Regions from separate parts of the Homo sapiens genome. Here region 2 is linked to region 1. Evidence: chromatin loops called from intact Hi-C (ENCODE). Cell type or tissue: psoas muscle. All regions are shown on one strand. Links, peaks and the distances in the headings refer to the core of each region. The heading gives the core; the rest is flanking DNA.

What was found. Peaks named below come from ENCODE experiments on the same cell type or tissue, not always from the same donor. Only the 100,000 strongest peaks of a DNase experiment are listed, where the experiment ranks them.
Region 2: it touches region 1 in a loop (2.5-fold over the local background); 3 of 110 quality-filtered maps call a loop at or near these places.

Annotation. Positions count from the first base shown.
Region 1 is chr1:86,152,305-86,162,949 of GRCh38, reverse strand. COL24A1 (collagen type XXIV alpha 1 chain) reads left to right here and starts at 6,178. Exons shown (of 60, transcript NM_152890.7): 1 at 6,178-6,609. The coding sequence starts at 6,554. RefSeq lists a cis regulatory region at 9,967 and an enhancer at 9,883-10,052. In psoas muscle, for the core only: no CTCF peak of the experiment used is centred there; DNase peaks (open chromatin) are centred at 6,009, 6,249 and 6,969; H3K4me3 peaks cover 2,697 bases; H3K27ac peaks cover 1,832 bases.
Region 2 is chr1:86,350,174-86,360,818 of GRCh38, reverse strand. ODF2L (outer dense fiber of sperm tails 2 like) reads left to right here. Exons shown (of 17, transcript NM_001366781.1): 11 at 283-393; 12 at 1,928-2,032; 13 at 4,217-4,375; 14 at 5,960-6,045; 15 at 6,127-6,289; 16 at 7,835-7,960. MIR7856 (microRNA 7856) reads left to right here and starts at 3,132; the gene lies at 3,132-3,187. In psoas muscle, for the core only: a CTCF peak has its summit at 4,440 (motif pointing right); no DNase peak of the experiment used is centred there.

The DNA.
Region 1 (10,645 bases), core at 1,138-9,137:
TAGTTCAACCATTCTGGAAGTCAGTGTGGCAATTCCTCAAGGTTTAGAGCTAGAAATACCATTTGATCCAGCCATCCCATTACTGGGTATATACCCAAAGGATTATAAATCATGCTGCTATAAAGACACATGCACACGTTTGTTTATTGTGGTACTATTCACAATAGCAAAGACTTGGAACGAACCCAAATGTCTATCAATGATAGGCTGGATTAAGGAAATGTGGCACATGTACACCATGGAATACTATGCAGCCATAAAAAATGATGAGTTCATGTCCTTTGTAGGGACATGGATGAAGCTGGAAACTATCATTCTCAGCAAACTATCGCAAGGACAAAAAACCAAACACTGCATGTTCTCACTCATAGGTGGGAATTGAAAAATGAGAACACTGGGACACAGGAAGGGGAACATCATACACTGGGGCCTGTTGTGGGGTGGGGGATGGGGGAAGGATAGCATTAGGAGATATACCTAATGTTAATGATGACTTAATGGGTGCAGCACACCAACATGGCACATGTATACATTTGTAACAAACCTGCACGTTGTGCACATGTACCCTAGAACTTAAAGTATAATAATATATATATATATATAAATCTTCACATATTAAAGATCTTGACATTCTACAAAAATAATTAATAAAATCTGAACTGTTTAAAAATGGTCAAGGTCATGAAATAACCAACCATTCAAGTTTGCCTGGGACTGAGTGGGGTTCCCAAAACATAGAACTTTCAGTGCCAAAAGCAGGAAAGTTGGGCAAATAGTGATGGGTTTGTCACTCCGCCTTGGAAACTTTTCCAGATCAAAGGAGACTAAATGCAACTAAATACACGATGTGATCCTGAAGCAGGAAAAAGAAGGGGGAGTTTCCTATGAGAAACAGAAATAATTTATGAAATTTGAATAGCTCCATACATTAAATAATAGTGCTGTGTAAGTATTAGTTTCCTAATTTTGATCATTGAGCTGTGGTTGTGGAAAAGAATATCCTTATTTTTGGGAAATACACACAGATGGTGTATACTGAAGGGGTTAATCAGCATAATGCCTGCAGATTACTCTCAAACATTTCGGGGAGAAAGAGAAAGAGGGAGAATATAATAACATCAATGTGGTAAAATCTTAACATTGCTGAATATAGGGGAAAGGGCATACAGAAATTTTTCACACTGTTTTGGTATAAATTTGAAATTATTTCAACATAAAAGTTTATTAAAGATGTTAATTGTCTGCCATGTACTACAAATAAATTAGGTTCTCTGTTAAAGTTGGTAGCATTTTTATGCTACCTCAGTTTGTCATTTGTCTTTTCATTTGTTTATATTGTGTGAGATTTTTGTTTCTTTATTTTATGACTTGGAAATTTTAAATTGCACTGCATTCAGCTTTGTCTTTCTGAGAGACTGCATATCTTCCAGAGCAGGGATGAATCTGCTTGATGATTTTCATCCCCAGTTTTTAGCAAAGTGTCTGGAACCTATTGCTGTCCCATAAATATTAGATAAATTAGTAAATATAAATAATCTTTTTGGTTTTGTCATGTGCTTTTATTCTTAAAAGAGACTTCCTCACCTCTAAAGAAGAAATTTTTACATATATTTATTTCTAAATCTTTACAGAATTTAATATTTTTGTAGCCCATTAATGTATATGGAGTTTCCTTTGGTATACAGCATGAGGTAGTGATAACTTTTTCCTCCTCAAGATGAATTGTTTCAGCACTATTTGTAAAGCAGGTCTTCCTTTCTATATAGTTTTGAAATACCACCTTCATTACATACTGAATCTTATATCCTTATAAGGAGAGAGAGAGTGAGTGAGAGAGAGAGAGAGAGAGAGAGAGAAATTATTGAGAGCATGGACTTCATCGAGAGCCAGTCTGAATTGGTTTAAATATTGATGATCAGGCCAGGTATGGTGGCTCACTCTTTGCTTTTAATCCCAGCACTTTGGGAGGCTGAGGCGGGTGGATCACTTGAGATCAGGAGTTCAAGACCAGCCTGGCCAACATGGCAAAACCCCATCTCTACCAAAAAATACAAAAAAATTAGCCAGGCATGGTGGTGCACACCTGTAGTCCCAGCTACTCAGGAGGCTGAGGTGGGAGAATTGCTTGAACCCAGGAGGTGGAGGTTGAAGTGAACCGAGATCCTGTCACTGCCTTCCAGCCTGGGCAACAGAGTAAGACTCCATCTCAAAAATAAAACAAAAAAGAAAGAAAAAGAAAAATTCAGTTTTATAATCTCAGGCTATTTAATCCTTTATTTTCTTCTCTTTATAAGGAAGATAAATAATATCTAATTTAATAGAATTTTAAGGGATAAAATAAGTTTATAATAAGCAGAATAAATACTGATGCATAGTAAGCATTATGAAGTATTTGCTATATTGTTTTTGAGCCCCTATACTATTATTTAAATAATGTTATATGCCTCTTGTTCTATCTCCTTTAGTTCTGTACTGTTTCCTTTCACTTTCTGGAGTCTAAGTTTATATCTTTGGTGCTCTATTCTCTGTTTTGATAGTCTCTTCTTTAAAAATAGACTCTACTGTCAAGGCTTCAAATACCATTTTGTGCAGATGATGAAGAAATCTAACACTCTAGTTCTGGCCTCTCTCCTGAACTCTCTCTCTTCTGCTCTATTGAATAGCTCCAAAAGAATGTCTTACCATGGTTTTAAACATAATATAATATGTCTCAGTGTGAATTAGTTTTCTGACCCTTTGACATTGGCCAATATCATAATTTCTTTATCATTCAGGCTTTCAATTTCATCTATGCCTTCTCCCTTCCCAATCTAACCAGTTATCAGATATTGATTTATTTTAGTAATGATTTTCTTATTTAGCTTTCCTACCATTCCGATTATAGTCGGAACCTATCTCAACATCTACACCTAACTTATCCCCTTTTCAATCCTGGCATCTGATGCTGACTCATCTTAAAATGGGAGTATGGAGAAATCGAAAGTCTAATAGTTTTTTATTGGCTGTAGGCATAAATCTTAAGCAGTAGGATTTAAACTCCATAAAGGGAAGGATTTTCATGTATTTTGTCCACTGCTGTAACTCAGTGCCCAGAAGAATTCTAGGCACATAGTTGGTAATATGATAAATGAACCCTTATCCTGACATTCAGGGATTTTCATAGTTTGCCTTCAACCTCTCTTCCAATGCACAAACGTCTAATCCAGTCTGATGAGTCTGTTCCATTCCTCTGGATATAATTTAGATATACTCTTCTTGGTTCATTTGCTGTTAGTCATCTACTCTCCACTTCCAATCATACCACCTTTCTCCTCTCTATCTTTGTAAATCCTTTTTGCTTTTCATGGACCAGCTAAGTCACAAGGTGTCTGCTTAATCTGTCTTGATCAATTGATCTATGCTAATCTCCATCATCCTATAATGTCTATAGCAGTTAAAACTTATATTGTTTATCTTTTACTGGACAAATGCCTCCTCTCCCCAAATAAAGTACTCTGTCTGAAGGTATGTGTGCTCTTTGGAATCTTCTGCATGATAAAGGTTCCACTAACTCTAACTAGCAACTGTCATCTTCTTATACTCAACCTGAAATACATTTTAAAAACTTCATTTCCTACAGCATTCTATTCTTCAGACTCAATATTGCAAACAGAAAAAAAGACTTTATTCCTGAAGTGTATCTGATGGAAAAATGGAGACAGAGATTGAGTTACTTAAGTCTACTCAATTTTCATCTATTGTTCTTTCCATCAAACCAAATTAGCTGTCCTTCTTTAGCTGACTAGTAGGAAAAAGCAGAAAAAACAGAAATTAAGGGCATTTAAGAACGGCTGCCTTCCCTCAGTCCTGGATTTCTAGGAATATTTCAGAAATCTGTGGTTATTTGTTACAAAAACTGGGGGAAGATTTTACAATGGCAAATCCTGTGAGATGAGCACCTTAACTAAGTGATCAAAGTGAATATCACTAGTAGGTGACATATTAACATCATGTACACCTGAGATTGATGCCCCGAGAAGGGCACACTATCACTTCAATGTTATTTATGACCAAAATACACAACCTGCACCCAATCATGAGACTATGTCACACAAATCCAGATTGAGGAACCCTCCACAAAATGACTGCTCAGTGCATTTCAAAAGTGTTGAGTTCGTGAAAGACAAAGGAAGACAGGACTGCCACAGATGGGAGGAGACTAAGGAAACCTAATAATTCAGTTAATCACTGTGTTAGTTTATTAAACACAGTGTAGGATCCTGAGTAAAATCCTGGACCAGACAAAGGTCATTAATGGGAAAACTGACAATATTTAATAAGATGTATAGATTGGTTATTAGCATTATATTGGTGTTGATTATCCAGGGATTTTATTTTTTATTTTTTATTATTATTTTTTTTTTGAGTTGGAGTCTCACTCTGTTCCTAGGCTGGAGTGCAGTGGCGTGATCTCAGCTCACTGCAACTTCTGCCTCCCTGGTTCAAGCGATTCTCCTGCCTTAGCCTCCTGAGTAGCTGGGATCATAGGCGTGCACCATCAAGCCTGGCTAATTTTTGTATTTTTAGTAGAGACAGGGTTTCACCATGTTGACCAGGCTGGTCTCGAACTCCTGATCTCAGGTTATCTGCCCGCCTTGGCCTGCCGTGCTGGAATTACAGGCATGAGCCACCACACCCAGCCCAATTGTCCAGTTTTGATAACTGTAATTTGGTTATGTAAGTTGTTAACATTAGGGGAAGCTGAGGGAAGTATATATAGGAACTCTGTACTATTGTGCAACTTTCTATAATCTAAAATTATTTCAAAATAAACAGTCAAAAAATTGAGGGGGGCATAATGAATTTCTATATTCTTGCATTTAAAAAATTACCAAGCTTGAGAGTCACATCAATCATTGTCATTCACCAATATGATCACTTTAACCTTTATAATGTGTGTGTAATGTGGGATCCCTTTCAGCATGTGGAAGGGTCATTAGCTCTGGAAGGCACACAGGCTAGACAAGAAAAATTTGGAGCAATGATTCTCAGTGATATGCAGCATTCATTCAACAGATATGCCAGGTAGGTGCTAAGAACACAACTATGAACAACACAATAGATTCCTGGCCTCTTGGAGTTTCCAGTCTTATTAATAAGGAAGATAAAATCAGAACGTTTGTTTTCTGTTTGTTTGTTTGTTTGTTTGTTTGTTTTTGTTTTTGCAAAAATCAGAAGGTGGATTTCTTAGTATAAGGCCATGGGGGCATAGAGACTTGTATCAAAAGAAGAAATTTGCTACAAAAGTTGGAGAAGGTATTCAAATTGTTAAGGTAGTGGTGTGTGCGTGTGAGAGAGAGAGAGACTGTGTGACTGTAGTGTGTGTGGTGTGCTCTTGCTGTGAACCAGTAATACTTGTAGACAGGAAAAGGCAGAAAGGTGAATTACAGGAGAAAAGTCAGTAGAAGGTCGTAAGGGGGACAGACTGAAAGGAAGGAGTAAAGGGAGGAAAGGTAGAAATGAGGACAGTTAAAGTCATTTAATAATACCACGTAGGCCACTGGCCTAACTGCAAAGAAGGCAAGAAGGTCGCAGGGTAATGAAGGCCTCCTCTAAGTGTGATTTCAGAAGATGTGGGTGAAAAGGGTAGAGAAAAAGATTGGGGATGAGAGAGAAGCAAGAGGGAAACATCAAATTGGGGACTGCTGAGATGGGGAATGGAGCATGAACATGGTATGGAAGGAAGGATACTAGCTGCCTATAAGTGGGAAAGGAGACCATCCGGGTCGTACCCAGGCGGAGGCGAGCGCGCCCGGGGTGCGGTGGCCCAGCCCGACCCCGAAGGGCTGGCGAACGGGGGCGCCTGGGCCGGACGCTGGGTCGGGGAAGGTTGCGGGGGCAGAGGGGGAGGTGTGCGCAGTGTTTGGTGATGTCATTGCAAGTCAGTGAGCGGTGAAATTTAACACCGGCCGGATTTGCTTGGCTCCTCTTCTTCCAGGCAAAGCAGCCGGCGGCAGTCAACGCCGAGCGCCTGCAGTTGCCACCGGCCCCCTCGCACCGACTTGATTTCCGAAGTGGGTGTGTGTGCTTGTTTGACAAACGTTCGGGCGCGGGCTGTTTCCAAGGACTTCCTCCCCCACTTCATCTCCTTCCCTACCCCCACCCCTTTCTCCTCCCAGGCCCAAAGCAGAGGACTCCACTGGAGTCACAGAGTCGCCTTTGAACCGCAAGTGAACTTGAGTGCTGCACTAGCAGCCCGGCTCCCGCTGCCGCCGGCGCCCCGAGGCCTCCCAGTGAGGTTTACCTCCTCGCCCGCCCTCCCCGGGGAGCGCAACCCTGGGCTCGTTCGTTACCGAGCCAGAGAGCTAGGAAGCCTGTCCTCCCCTTCGGGTGCTATTTCCTACCTCCTCCCGACTTCACCCCCTCCCCTCCTTTTTTTCTTGTTGCGGGTTTGAAGCATGGTTTTCATGTGATTGTTTTTTCCCTTTTTCATGGACAGTACCTGCACCCTAAGCAGTTCAGAGTTGGCTTCTGTTTTCCGTTAGCGCTTTGCTGCACGGACAAATGCATACAAATGCATTTAAGAGCCCACAGAACAAGGCGTGGAAAAGTCTCCCCCACGGCAAAAACGTAAGTAGCCCACCCGCCGGGTAGGGTAGGGGTTAGACCAACCCCTCTCTCCACCCCCTGGTTCTGCTGAGCCTGATGGAGATCTGAAGTCCGGCTCCTTGGCACTTTTTGGCTTTAGGAGCGGCCGAGTACCCGCGGTATCTTCCCCTTGTCTTCTCAGCTTGCAAAATACCGTGTTTGAAAGGATGCCTCGTGCCAGCAGATCTCAGACAGTTTATGCTAAAGCGATCTTTTGGCTCGAGAGGAAAAGCTCGCTGGCGCGAGTCCCGAGGTCCAGGGCAGCGGCTCCCTAAGCTCCAGAGCTGGGCTCCGACGATCTCTCTGGCTCCAGCTCCCGCCGCCCTCGCGCCCTCCTCCCCTTCTCCTCCCGCAGGGCCCTGTCGAGGTCCTGCTTCCCCGAGGTGCTTCTCAGGGCGTCCAGCCTGGCGATTGCTGTGACGCTAGAGGTCCCCCAGGGTCAGTGTGCGCAGCCTGGACCACTGGACTCAGGCGTGAGGAAGGGTCGCCAGCGGGGGGAAGGGGGTGGCTGCAGAACCTCGGGCGTCGGGGGGTTGTTTTACCCACGGGCTCAGAGGCAATCCCCTCTGGTTAGAAGGCCAACAAACGTTGCCCATCCGAGCCGAGGCTGCGCCCTGATCATTGCCCTGTCACTGGGGAAGTGGCACTCGCGGCGGGGACTGGGGAGGGGAGCAGGACACGGGGGCGGGCCTGCCCCTCCTGCGGAGGTTTTGGGCGGGTCCTGACGGGCACCCCACCTCCCCTTTGGGCGCTGTACCTGCTCCCATGCCTTCCCTGGGAAAAGGGCTCGGACCAGGGGTTGCGCGGCTTTGGCTGGATGCCCTGGTCCCCCTGGAAGAGGTCAGTGGGTTACACAAGTTTGCTTCTGGCCCCTGGGCGAGAAGGGTGAACGCGGCTGTGGAAGTCTTCTGCAGAGAGGCTGCCCCTCAGGAGGCTAGGTGGGAGGAGGGCAAGGAACAGAATTGACCGTGTCAGCTGAGGGCAGGCGGAGGCAGGGTGCGGAGAAAGAGCGCCTTGTGGTCGTGTTTGTATGAACATGTGCTTCCCAGCCGCGTGCAGCCCAGCCTGGCTGGGGCTCGCGCGCGCGCTCTCTTCCGACCCCTGGAAGCCTCGCTGCTGGGCTTCCCAGCTGACCACATGCACCTCCCCGCACACCCCCATCCCCATGCAACAGTGAAGAGGAAACCTCCCAATCTCCTCAACCCCGTGCGGGCAGCGGGGTGCTGGAGGCTGGGGAGTCCCTGGAGCGAGTAGAGGTCAAGCTCTGCGGGTTGCCTTCTCAGAGCGGCTCACGCAGGTCGCATGGGGTTCCCAGGCAGAAGATTTCCCGCCACTGTTCTCGATAAACATCCCTCTGTGTGGACCAGCCTGGAGAGTCGGGGGTTGCAGCCGATCCTGCGGAACTGACAGATCTTCCCGCTGATCAGGGGCGGATGCAGAGAGGCTCTAGCCCTGCCAGCCTGGAGACTCCAGGAGAGGCGGAGTGAGGCCCTCCACTTCTTGCCCAGCCAGCCTCCGCATGCGGCCCTCCTGCAGCTCCTGCCCCGAGGGCTTTCCCTCTGCCACCGCGCGAGGCCCACGCTGGTGACTAACACTCCCCTTGGTAGTTGTGACCAACCACCGGAGTTAAAGCAGATCTGCTCCTGGGTTTTGTCTTGTCTGGTTTACACTTCCCTTCCAGACGCTCCCAGAAAAGGCCCTGCATAAATTCTTGGGCAGTTTGGGGTTTGTAAATTGGGTCCAGATGATTTGGGGGGAGGGAGGCAGAGAAACCAAATAGAATGGATTGCACCGGAGGAACTTCTGAAGAAAAATTATAAAACGTGGAATGGGAAGAGAACCCTTGTGCAGAGACATGGGGATAAGTAGCAGGTTCTGGATGAAGGTGTTTGTCTCCCATGACCACCAGAGGCCTTGCAGCCCTTGGTTATCTCATAATATCCAATTTGTTCTGTTACAGGGGCCACTGGGGATGGGCTGCAGAGAATTAAGGGTAATTCATAATTACATCAGATTACAGAACTCACAGCTCCAACCACACATGCAAACTTGGGAAAGATAGCTAATGATTGGACTGAAAAAATTGTTTCTAGAAAATCCAATTTTCATAAATAATTTGGAATTTTTCCCTTTGAAAAATAATGCCACCAACCCTTCGGAGTTTGAGGCGGGGTGGGGCGGGGGGGCTGGATTTGGAAGAAGTAGCTGATTTATAATGTCAGGCCACTGAATTAAACCTTAGAGTCTCTGATGAAATCCCTGAGTTTTATTTTCCTTTTGTGGTGATGTTTTGTAAGAGAGGGAGCGCTTTTTAAAATCACAGTTCTTATTAGTCACCCAAAAACAGTTCCAGTTTAAAAGTGGATCTTTACGACACTTTCTTTTGTGGGGTCTTTTATATGGGTTGCCTAACGTGAATTTGTAGAATTAATAAAATTAATGAAATCTCAAAGTCAGCTTTAGATACCTTAATTTGACATATTATCAGAAGGTCTCTGAGGCAGGCTATTATGGTAATTAAAGACTTTTATAACCAAAAAGGAATTTTGGAATATAAAGATCTATTTCCTAGATGGCACGAAATTCTATTTTTTAAAGTTGCTTAGTTATATTTGTGTTCAAATAAATTTTTAAAATAAGCTGATGTCTCAGGGAGAGTAAATCTAATTTATGGAAAGTACTTTTGAGTGTCATTTAGACATTCTACTTGGTAATTTGTGAACGGCAGAATAAAAGTAAATGTTATTATGGGAATTAGAATAGCTGTGCTAGTTTCCTTGCCATGCCTTCCAACTATGACTTATTTTAGAATTTGTAACTCTAATGAGAAGTAAAGACAATTTTATTTTCATTCTCATAAAAGGCTAACATTATTCTGTCATTCATTTATTCATCATTCATTAACGTATTTATTCAACACATGTTTACTGAGCTCCAACTATGGGCCCAGTGTGGTTCTAGGCAGCAGAGATACAATGATTGAGTATGACAGATCCACAGTTGCTGCTCTCCAGTCTAATAAAGGAAATAGCAAATGAAACAACCAAGTATAACGAAATGAGAGGAGGATATATACATGAGGGGCACCTAGCAGTCTTGGGTGGGTGGGTAGGGGAGGAAAGGATAATACTGGAAGGAAAAGGTAACCAAAGGAAATGAAATCTAGACTGAGACCTTACTGAAAAGAACATGAAATTTACCAGACAGAAGGAACAATAAAAAGCTCAGAAGTGAGACAGCACAGTGCATTTGAGGGCCTGAAAGAAATGAAGTTGGTTGGAGTACACATTCTAGGGAAGCAGTGACTGGAGCTGGAGCTGGAGAGATAAACAGAGACCAGATTTGGAAAGGCCTTTAAACCATGTTTAACAAGCAGAGGTTGGGGAGACTTGACTTTTCTTGATTTTGGGATGAGTGTATAGGTAGAAGATGCTAGATAAGTTATGTATTTGTTGAAACTCAAGACCACCTGATACTTTCATTGACTGAAGATTATCTGATTCATTAGTTCACTTGAAAATCTTTATCTAACACTAGTATGTGCCAGGAACTTTACTAAGCTAGGCAATAGTTTAACATTCTCTGTGGTATTACTAGGACAGACTAGTTTAGATGTATTTTTCTTCCCTCCTACTGACTGGACTCTAGACACTTTGATTAAATGAAGTTCTTAAGCATTTATCTCCCTTGCACTGCATGAATTGCTTGAATGCTTAGAATTTAACCAAAAGCTCTACAGGTTGAGTACTGCTCATCTAAAATGCCTGAGACCAGAAGTGTTTGGGATTTTGAATTTTTTTGGATTTTGGAATATTTGCATATATATAATGAGATATCTTGGGGATGGGACCCAAGTCAAAACATGAAATTCACTTATGTATCATATATACCTTATACACATAGACTGAAGTTAATTTTATATAATATTTTTAGTAATTTTGTGCATGAAATGAAGTTTTGACTGTGACCCATAAAGTCAGGTGTAAAATGATTCCAGTATGGCATCATTTCAGCCCTC
Region 2 (10,645 bases), core at 885-8,884, 200 kb before region 1:
TTCTATTGATTTTTCATATCTAGGCACATTTCCAAGTTTTTTTGTCAGTAAATTTAGAAAGTTTTAAAAATAATATGTCCTGTGTAAATCTTAATAAGGATGTTCATAATTATTAGTCACTAGCTTTGTGAAATTCCTAAATTTTAGATGGTATTGCATGAAATAAAAAATAATTATTTTATCAACTTTGTTAATACATGAGTTATGTTTTTATAATAATTCTGTAGCACTGGAGTATAAATGTATTCTAATGACTTATAAAATCTATATCTTTTTTGCTAGACTACACTTGCTGCTTTGAAGGATGAAGTTGTATCTGTTGAAAATGAACTCTCAGAATTGCAAGAAGTAGAAAAAAAACAGAAAACCCTTATTGAAATGTATAAAACTCAGGTGACTACTGCATTTATTTTAGTGTTTACTAAAATTGGTAGACAATTTAAAACACTATTTCTTTGTAATCTAAATAAATAGAACTGAAGAGAGGTGGGGCTATCATTGTGGGTTATAATATGGTGTGTCTCAAATATTTCTTAAGGTCCCACACATCTTTATAAATAGATGATTCTGCTGATTCCTGATTCAAACACTGCATATGGATATACTGGATATTCCTAAAAGTAGATTTAAAATGAATTACATCGGTATAATGTGACCCTTAATGTATTCTTGTTAATCTTGGTTATATTTGTTTGTCATCATGTGTATTTAATGGTATTGATTTAGATTAATGACTCCCTTCTAGGGTCATTAAAGTTCATTATGCCTCCTTTCTCAAGAAATAAAGTATAATTCAGATTATTCACATGAAAGACCAAGAAAAGAACATATGACAATATATATGAAATAGACCATGTGTTCAATGGTAATTTATAGAAAACCTTTATTTTTTTGGAAATGTAGTATTCAAGAAAAAACTTCATAAGATGGGACTTATGCAGGTCCTTGCATGATGGTTAACACACTGGTCAGAGAGAGTTTGAATTAAAGAATAATGAACTGGCTGGGTGTAGTGGCGTACACCTGTAATCCACTGGGAGGCTGAGGTGGGCGGATCATTTGAAGTCAGGAGTTCGAGACTAGCCTGGCCACCATGGTGAAACCCTGTCTCTACTAAAAATACAAAAATTAGCCAGGTGTGGTGACATGCACCTGTAGTCTCAGCTATTCAGGAGGCTGAGGCAGGAGAATTGCTTGAATCCAGGAGGTGGAGGTTGCAGTGAGCCGAGACTGCACCAATGTGCTCCCAGCCTGGGCAACAGAGCAAGACTCCATCTCAAAAAAAAAAAAAAAAAAAAAGAATGAACTAAGGATGAAAGCTTAAGGGGGCCAAAGTGTGGGCAAGTAGGAAGGGGCTGCATCTCGATGGATTAGATGGGAAAATTAAGTTGAGACATCCAGTTAGAATATTTCAGTCATCCAGGTCTGAGGTAGGAATGGAGGTTGTGGTGGACTGTGGGACTTGTTATTCATCAGGGTCTTCCAGCTGGTTATTTGGGTTTAATCCCTCAGCAGGAATACTGTGGTTGAGTGACCATATTCTGGGTGCAGGGCCTAGAATTTTTTTTTTTTTTTTTAGCAGATTTTGATTTGGTGGGAAAAATAATTTAAATGGAAGCTAGTTTGGACCAGAGACTGATTCTTTGAAGTGACATTGATCTGCAAATGAAAATCTTTGTAGTCTTCAAAGCTCAAGTGGAGAGTTTAGAAGTATTGATGAGAGAAGACAGGTAAATCAGACAAAGATTGTGGGTTAGAGTAGAGCACTGAGTGATTCCATATTTAAAGAAGTAATAACATTAGATGAACCAGTCAAGGATATTGATAGGAAAATAATGACTTGTTTAAAATGAAATTTTAAATTTTAGATTTTTATCTCATGTTATGATTCTAAAAATAATATGTTTCTCTAATACTTTATTTTCAGGTACAAAAGTTGCAAGAAGCAGCTGAAATAGTAAAAAGCAGATGTGAAAATTTGCTACATAAAAATAACCAAATAACAAAAACCAAAAATAAAAATGTAGAGAAGGTACGTTTGGAATTTCAAATAAATAATATTTTATATATTTTTTACTTTATGAATAGTACACAAATTCATTCATTTTGGTCATTTTCTCTAGTTCATACTTAGGAAAGGGCTAGTCTTAGCCTCTGTAAGAGTTTGTTTTCCAAGGAAATAATGTTTCTTCCAGGCTGGAAATGTTGTTTGTTTATGTGAATGTTTTTTCACTTTTTTGTTAATATTTGGAAAATAGCATAAATGTTTAATTTTTCTGATGCAAGAGCAGACTTTAAATAGCTCAAAAAATGGTTATCAATCATAAGTATACAAACCTAAGTATCTCTCATTTTTAATCTCACCCTTTTTTTCTGGTTATAAATGTTTTACGTCTACAAAAGCAAAGCCAATATCTGCTAAATGCATTTTTGAAGAAAAATAATATCTTTTAAAAAACGATCATTTCCTTTTATTTGTTCTATTGCAACAGAATGAAGGGAAGGCCAGTGTTGGCGAGTTATGATGTTTTTGTGAATATTTTAAAATTTTTAAATGAAACCGCATCTCTGTTTGGTTTTTTGTGTTGTTTTGGTAAAGAAGCAGTGAAAGTTGTAGGATGCTGACTCCTGGCAGCAGAGGTCATGCGATGTTAGTGGTCGCTTCCATCTGAATCTAATAAGGTTACTCTCTCTGGGTTGCTCCCTATCTTAGGATTGAGAAGTCAGAGCAAGGCAATAATGTGAAGAAGAGGTCAGCCAGAGCAAGCGTCCTCCAGTTATACAGACATAAAGATAGCTCACTGAATGCACAACTTACTGCTTTCATGGAATTACTTTTCACCTATTTTTAGCAGGCCAGCGAATAAACCATTTCATGTCTTTTGGTCTCATTTTCTCATGAAACATACCAGTGCAAATGTCTCCTTTTCTGCTAGGCAGCACTGTAAATAAAAGCATATTTTACAATCCTGTTCAAATGACGGAAAGGGTTGGAGCCTGTCTTTTTCAGATACTGTGAGGTCACAATGTTTTCTAACTAGTATTTAACAAGACAACTATTTTTTTAATGAAATTTTTCTTTTTCTTACTTCACTGTTTTAAGTCTCCTGGTTTTCTCATGGCCTCTAAGATGTTTTAAGGACACTGAGGGATCCTTTGTTCTGGATCCCTCAGTGTCCTTAAAACAGACATTTTTCAGTCTGTTTTTTTTTTTTCCTGTTTTACTTTATATACCATCAGAATATGGATCATGTGTATCCTGTTAGTAGCCACATAGCCTTCTCCTAGCTCAATGCCTAGCACGTAGTAAGCACTCAATATTTTTTTAATTAATGAAATTTTTTTTAAAGGAGCAGTCCAAGGATGGCGACAAGTCTTTTTTCTTTTACTTTCAAGACAGTTTTAGGAAGCATTCCCTGTCTGTCTTCCAAATATAATCTGGATTTTAATTTTGCAAAAAAAAAAAAATACTGCATTATCTTTCCTGATCAAGAATGCCAGATACTACACAGAAACTATTAGGTGTTCCTGTCTCAGGGAAAGAGTCTGGCTATTTTTTGTAATTAGCAGTGCAAACATTTCTTAAGGTTGCTGCTTTTCACATCTCCACGAAAGTGCTGCAGCGAGGAACTGCAGTAGCCAAAACAGATTAATGTAGATGAAATTAGAGAGATTTGTTGATAGTAACATTAATGGCCAAATTAAAGGCAAGTGAGAACTGATGATACTAGCAATTTTTAAATAATATACAGTAAACCCTATCAGTTTTGGCTAAGATGAGTGAAGCAAGCTGCTCTAATTTAAGTAAGTATCTGAGTTATAAGATTGAATGACTAAAAGTGACAATTCCTTTAGAACCTATAGCTGGGCAGTAGACAATTACGGCTTTATTAGTAATGGTTATTAGTGATAATCTATGCTTGAATATAATGTCAGGATTTTAAAAATTTGCTCTTAAAAATTAGTTAAACATCCACCCTGTCAGCTAATTTACCCTATTTATGTGCTCAACAAACTTTTTGAAAACTAAAGTCTACCCCACTTTTTAGTTATACATTCTTATTTAACAGAGTTTAATATTTATTCAGTTGTGTTCTTATTTAAAGCCATTATACCTAAAATACTTACGTTATAAGCATATCTAGTATTTAAGATAATAAAAATATTAATGCTGAATGTGTGATCTTGCACTTATTTCCCTACTGCCACAACTCAGATGAGAGGCCAGATGGAGTCTCATCTGAAGGAGTTAGAGCGTGTCTGCGATTCCTTGACGGCGGCGGAACGGAGGCTTCACGAGTGTCAGGAGAGTCTGCAGTGCTGCAAGGGGAAGTGTGCAGACCAGGAACACACCATTAGGGAGCTTCAGGGCCAGGTGTCCAGCCGTCCTTCTGAGTTTTGCTAGATGCGTTAAAAGAATGCTTTGGAATGATTTCACCAGTTGAGGGCACTCATGTCAGGGCTTGATTTTTAAATTCCCATCTACTTAGTTCGTAAAACATCATTTTCATGCAGATACTATAATACAGTTTTGCAAGCTATTCTTTTAGTATTTTATGGTGAAAAATTGGTAATTAAAATTCTTATTTTAGTTTATTCATGCAAATCTATAGACATTTGAAGACATGGTAATAGAATGAGAGAAGGAGCAAAGTTATACTTACATATATGTTCCTTGATGTAAGGATAAGGTAAATTATTGAAACTTACATTACAAAAATTGAATTTATTTTAATTAGAATTGTACGTCAAGTTTTTTGGGATATTTTTCAGTCTGTTTCTTTTTCCTGTTTTACTTTTTATACCATCAGAATATGGATCATGTGTATCCTGTTAGTAGCCACATAGCCTTCTCCTAGCTCAATGCCTAGCACATAGTAAGCACTCAATATTTTTTTAATTAATGAAATTTTTTTTAAAGGAGCAGTCCAAAGATGGTGACAAGTCTTTTTTCTTTTACTTTCAAGGCAGTTTTAGGAAGCATTCCCTGTCTATCTTCCAAATATGATCTGGATTTTAATTTTGCAAAAAAAAATACTGCATTTTCTCACTTAAAAAGTAGGAGCTAAATGATGAGAACACGTGGACACATGGAGAAGAACAACACACAGTGGGGCCTTTCAGAGGGTGGAGAGTGGGAAGAGGGAGAGGATCAGAAAAAATAACTAACAGGTACTAGGCTTAATACTTGATTGATGAAATAATCTGTACAACAAACCCCCATGACACAAGCTGACCTGTGTAACAAACCTGCATTTGTACCCCTGAACTTAAAAGTTAGATAAAAATATGCAGACAAAATTTTAGTTTAAATTCCTGAGAAGAGATTTTTCTAGTAAAATGTCAAACGACATAGATTAGCCTAAATTACTAATTGAAATTATGAGAAAAAAATTTTTTCCTTGAATCAAAGCTTCTTACATTATTTAGAGCAGATTTTGAAGCAGTGGGAAGAATATTCTGTCTTGGCATGGGTGAGTGTGTCTTTGGTTGATTTGTTCACTTTGCTTCTCAAAAAAATATGTATTTTATTTACAGTTTCGACTTCACAGATACTCAATTATTAATCAGTATTTTTAGGTGAAACAGAAAACCATAAGAGAAACCCTAGGTATCCAAAAATAGGAGATTAATACTGCTTAAAATTTTCCTATTTCAACTTAACAAAATAAATATCTTTCTTCAATAAGGTGTTGTTCAAAGTGTTTTAATAGCCATCATCCTGAATTTTTTTTAGTTGGTTATTTTCCAATACAGGCAACATAACTTCTTTAAATTTAACCAGGAATTTAAAACTTCCATTTTAACAATATAACATTTTCTTGGTGTCTTTCTGTGTAAGAGTAGTAACATTTATACCTTCTCGTTGCTTGTGGTTGTTCTAACAATAAATTATATGGATTTCTTTGGAAGTTGATTGTGAAGAAAATGACTAAGAAAACTTTTTTTTTTCTTTTAGGTTGATGGAAATCACAATCTTCTGACAAAGCTTTCTCTGGAAGAGGAAAACTGTCTTATTCAGCTGAAGTGTGAAAACCTTCAACAGTAAGTATTAAATTACTTAACATTGCTGCTGCATATTTCTCTGCACATTAACATTTTAAAATATATGTTTTCTGTAAAAAGAAAATTAGAACAGATGGACGCAGAAAATAAAGAGCTTGAGAAGAAGCTGGCAAACCAAGAAGAATGTCTTAAGCACAGCAATCTTAAGTTTAAAGAGAAATCTGCAGAGTATACAGCATTGGCCAGACAACTGGAAGCTGCTTTAGAAGAAGGAAGACAAAAGGTATGCATGGCCTTTATTTAGAAACTTTTTAATTCATTTACCAAAGAGTCATCTTTTTAAACATCTTGCAACCTGTAGTTATTGTTTTTGTCCTGATGACAGGGTGAAGGGAGCAATTACATTTTTCTTCTTTAACTATCTTCCTTTTCAAGCAAAACAGATACATTGCTAGGCTAGAGCTACTTCACTAGATAAATGGTAATGTGGCTGGGGAAAGGGCAGAGATGGAAAACACTTTGAAGACATAATCTCCTCCTGTACCTTTTTTATATACAACCAAATTGAATGTGCAAATAATTGAAAATTTTTGTTTTGATCAGGATTCAGTGAGCTGTAAAGTTCAAGTCCCTTTTGACAAATATTGTTGCATAGATAAATACATACAATATTAAATTTCAGTTACATCCATTAGGTTAGCATTCAACGAATACTTCAGTATCAGGCAATCTGCTAGTGCTTGAGATGCAAAGATGAATAAGACCTGGCCTTAGCTCTCAGCACTCTCATAGTCTGGTGTAGGGTTCAGCCTAAGTGCATTTTGGAAATGCCAGGTATGCTCTCAGATTCCTTCCTGAAAGGAAGAGTTCAGAGTCCCAGAGGTATGTCTGCCCTCTCCTTTCTCTCCTGCTACAGTGGAATATGGGGCTATCTGTAGTTTCTGCCCACGTGAGAGTGCCATCACTGCCCTGTTACCATTGCCCACACTGAGGGGACGGCGCCAAGGGCGTCAATGTTTGTCCTAAAGGCCCTTTCTCCCATAGCTTCAGCTCACACTGGCATCTCTCATGCATAATTGTGCTTGGAATATGTACAGAAGAAATCTTTATAATAACTTAGAACCGAGTTCATAGGAATTAGGTTGGAGGACAGTCCTTTCCACTAGCTCCTTGTTCCTGGATCAGTCCCTGCCTCTACTCTCATTCTTGTGGCTCCAACCCAGCATTCTTACAAATAGGCTTCCTTAGAAGGAAACATATCTGATTCCTTAGATGAACATAACTAAGCTAGACTTCCTGCTAAAATAAGTAACCAGAGAAATATGAAAATTCAAATTCAGACCAGTTTGGAAGTGAATGAATGAAGAACCAGTCTCTGTGTTTGTGTGTGTGTGTTTGTAGGAAGTGTGTATACCAATTCCTGCTCCCAATTCTATTAATCCAAGTGTATAATGAGTATTTAACAAGAAATTTCTATGTTCCATCACTGCTCTTAACACCCTGGTGAATATAAATGCTATAAAAATGGTAATTGGTCTCAGTCTGTTTTTAAAATATACTGTTGGAGAAAACACCTACCTAAGTCACGGAGCAGTGAAAATGTATACATCTCTTCCATCTCAAGCCAATTTTGCAGATATTTAGTGCTGCGAAGATAAGTATAGTATATACTTACGCTATATATGCTTCTTCAAGATAGAACATCTTTAAACTTGGATATAACATACAAGTAATATCTGTTTAGAAAAAAGGTACAATATAACTGTCAAGGCTTTAAATCATATTTTAAAGAAAGCACTTTATTTTACTCTTTTGATAAAAATTACAGGTTGCTGAAGAAATAGAGAAAATGTCATCTAGAGAGAGTGCTTTACAAATTAAAATATTAGATCTGGAAACTGAGCTTAGAAAGAAAAATGAAGAACAAAATCAACTTGTTTGCAAAATGAACAGTGTAAGTATTAGCATGGCTTAACATATTATAAAAGATAACATTTAACATTCTTACCATGTAGAAAATACAAAGTGAGTGAATCAAGTCTATTGTTTTACTGATAATATTAAAAATAACAAGCAATATAAGACATAACAAATAAAAATGTTATGATATGCCAAATAATTTATTATTCTGCCTCTTTGGATGGCATGTATTGCATTGCCATCAAATCTCATCAGGCACTTTCCCTACATATTACTTTTGCAATGACATCTGCTTAATGAAAATTACAGATATAATCTACTTGATTTCATCCTGATATGAATTTTTCATTTTTTAAAGATAAACACAGTGTAAACTATTATTACAAGTGAGTTTTATATCTGTCTTGAATAATGAATATTTTGTTTTAGAAAGTTATAATTTTGTAGTAAACATTCAGTATTGTTAGATATACATGTGAGATGGATGCTTTAGTCCACTCAGCCATGAAATGAAAATACCAAAGTGACTGTGCTTAATTAGTCTTCTGTTTTTTTTCCTGAATACTCATGAAACAGTCAATTGGCATAGAATATTCTGAAAGCTAGCATTACTCATGATTAAATTACGTAATAACTGTCTACTAGATAATGACATAGAGAATAATGATACTGTGTTTTTTCCAGGATCCAGAGACTCCATGAAATCTATTTTTTTAATTCCCAAGTGTCTAAAAAGTTGAAAACCTAAAAGATTCAAGAGTTAAATGATTTTTGGCATGCACAATTTGATTTTATTGCCATCAAAAGTTTCATGACAACTTAGTCAGAACAAAACGTCGATCACCTTTAATTTAGCACAGGCCTTCCATTTATTTCTAAACTTTTTTTTAACTCACCATTTGACTTTCTGATATTGTAAAATGTGTGTGCTGTTTTTTTGTGTAATTGAAGCCTCTGAAAAAATAAATGAGGTGGGTTTTGCTGTAATGTCCCTAGTACTTGGCTAAAGCTAGTAAAATAAATAGATCCCATTCACAATTGCCACAAAGAGAATAAAATACCTAGGAATCCAAATTACAAGGAATGTGAAGGACCTCTTCAAGGAGAACTACAAACCACTGCTTAAGGAAATAAGAGAGGACACAAACAAATGGAAAACATTCCATGCTTATGAATAAGATGAAACAAGATCATGAAAATGGCTATACTCCCCAAAGTAATTTATAGATTCAGTGCTATCCCCATCAAGCTACCATTGACTTTCTTCACAGAATTAGAAAAAACTACTTCAAATTTCATATGGAACCAAAAAAGAGCTCACATAACCAAGACAATCCTAAGCAAAAAGAACAAAGCTGTAGGCATCACGCTACCTGACTTCAAACTATACTACAAGGCTACAGTAACCAAAATAGCATGGTACTGGTGCCAAAACAGATATATAGACCAATGGAACAGAACAGAGGCCTCAGAAATAACTCCACACATCTACAACCATCTGCTGTTTGACATACCTGAGAAAAACAAGAAATGGGGAAAGGATTCCCTATTTAATAAATGGTGTTGGGAAAACTGGCTAGCCATATGCAGAAAACTGAAACTGGATCCCTTCCTTACACCTTATACAAAAATTAACTCAAGATGGATTAAAGACTTAAGTGTAAGACCTAAAACCATAAAAACCCTAGAGGAAAACCTAGGCAATACCATTCAGGACATAGGCATGGACGAATACTTCATGACTAAAACACCAAAAGTAATGGCAATAAAAGCCAAGATTGACAAATGGGATCTAATTAAACTAAAGAGCTTCTGCACAGCAAAAGAAACTATCATCAGAGTGAACAGGAACCGACAGAATGGGAGAAAATTTTTGCAATCTATCCATCTGACAAAGGGCCAATATCCAGAATCTACAAAGAACTTAAACAAATTTACAAGAAAAAAAACCCCATCAAAAAGTGTGCAAAGAATATGAACAGACACTTCTCAAGAGAAGACATTTAGTCAGCCAAAAAACATATGAAAAAAAGCTCATCACTGGTCATTCAGAGAAATGCAAATCAAAACTACAGTGAGATACCATGTCACACCAATTAGAATGGTGATCATTAAAAAGACAGGAAACAACAGATGCTGGAGAGGATGTGGAGAAATAGGATGCTTTTACACTGTTGGTGGGAGTGTAAATTAGTTCAACCACTGCGGAAGACAGTGTGGCGATTCCTCAAGGATCTAGAACCAGAAATACCATTTGACCCAGCAATCCCATTACTGGGTATATACCCAAAGGACTATAAATCATGCTGCTATAGAGACACATGCACACGTATATTTATTGTGGCACTATTCACAATAGCAAAGACTTGGAGCCAACCCAAATGCCCATCAATGATAGACTGAATAAAGAAAATGTGGCACATACACCATGGAATACTATGCAGCCATAAAAAAGGATGAGTTCATGTCCTTTGCAGGGACATGGATGAAGCTGGAAACCATCATTCTCAGCAAACTAACACAAGAACAGAAAACCAAACACCGCATGTTCTCACTCATAAGTGGGAGTTGAACAATGAGAATACATGGATACAGGGCAGGGAACATCACACACCAGGGCCTGTCAGGGCGTGGGGGGCTAGGGGAGGGATAACATTAGAAATTCCTAATGTAGATGACGGGTTGATGAGTGCAGCAAACCACCATGGCACGTGTATAC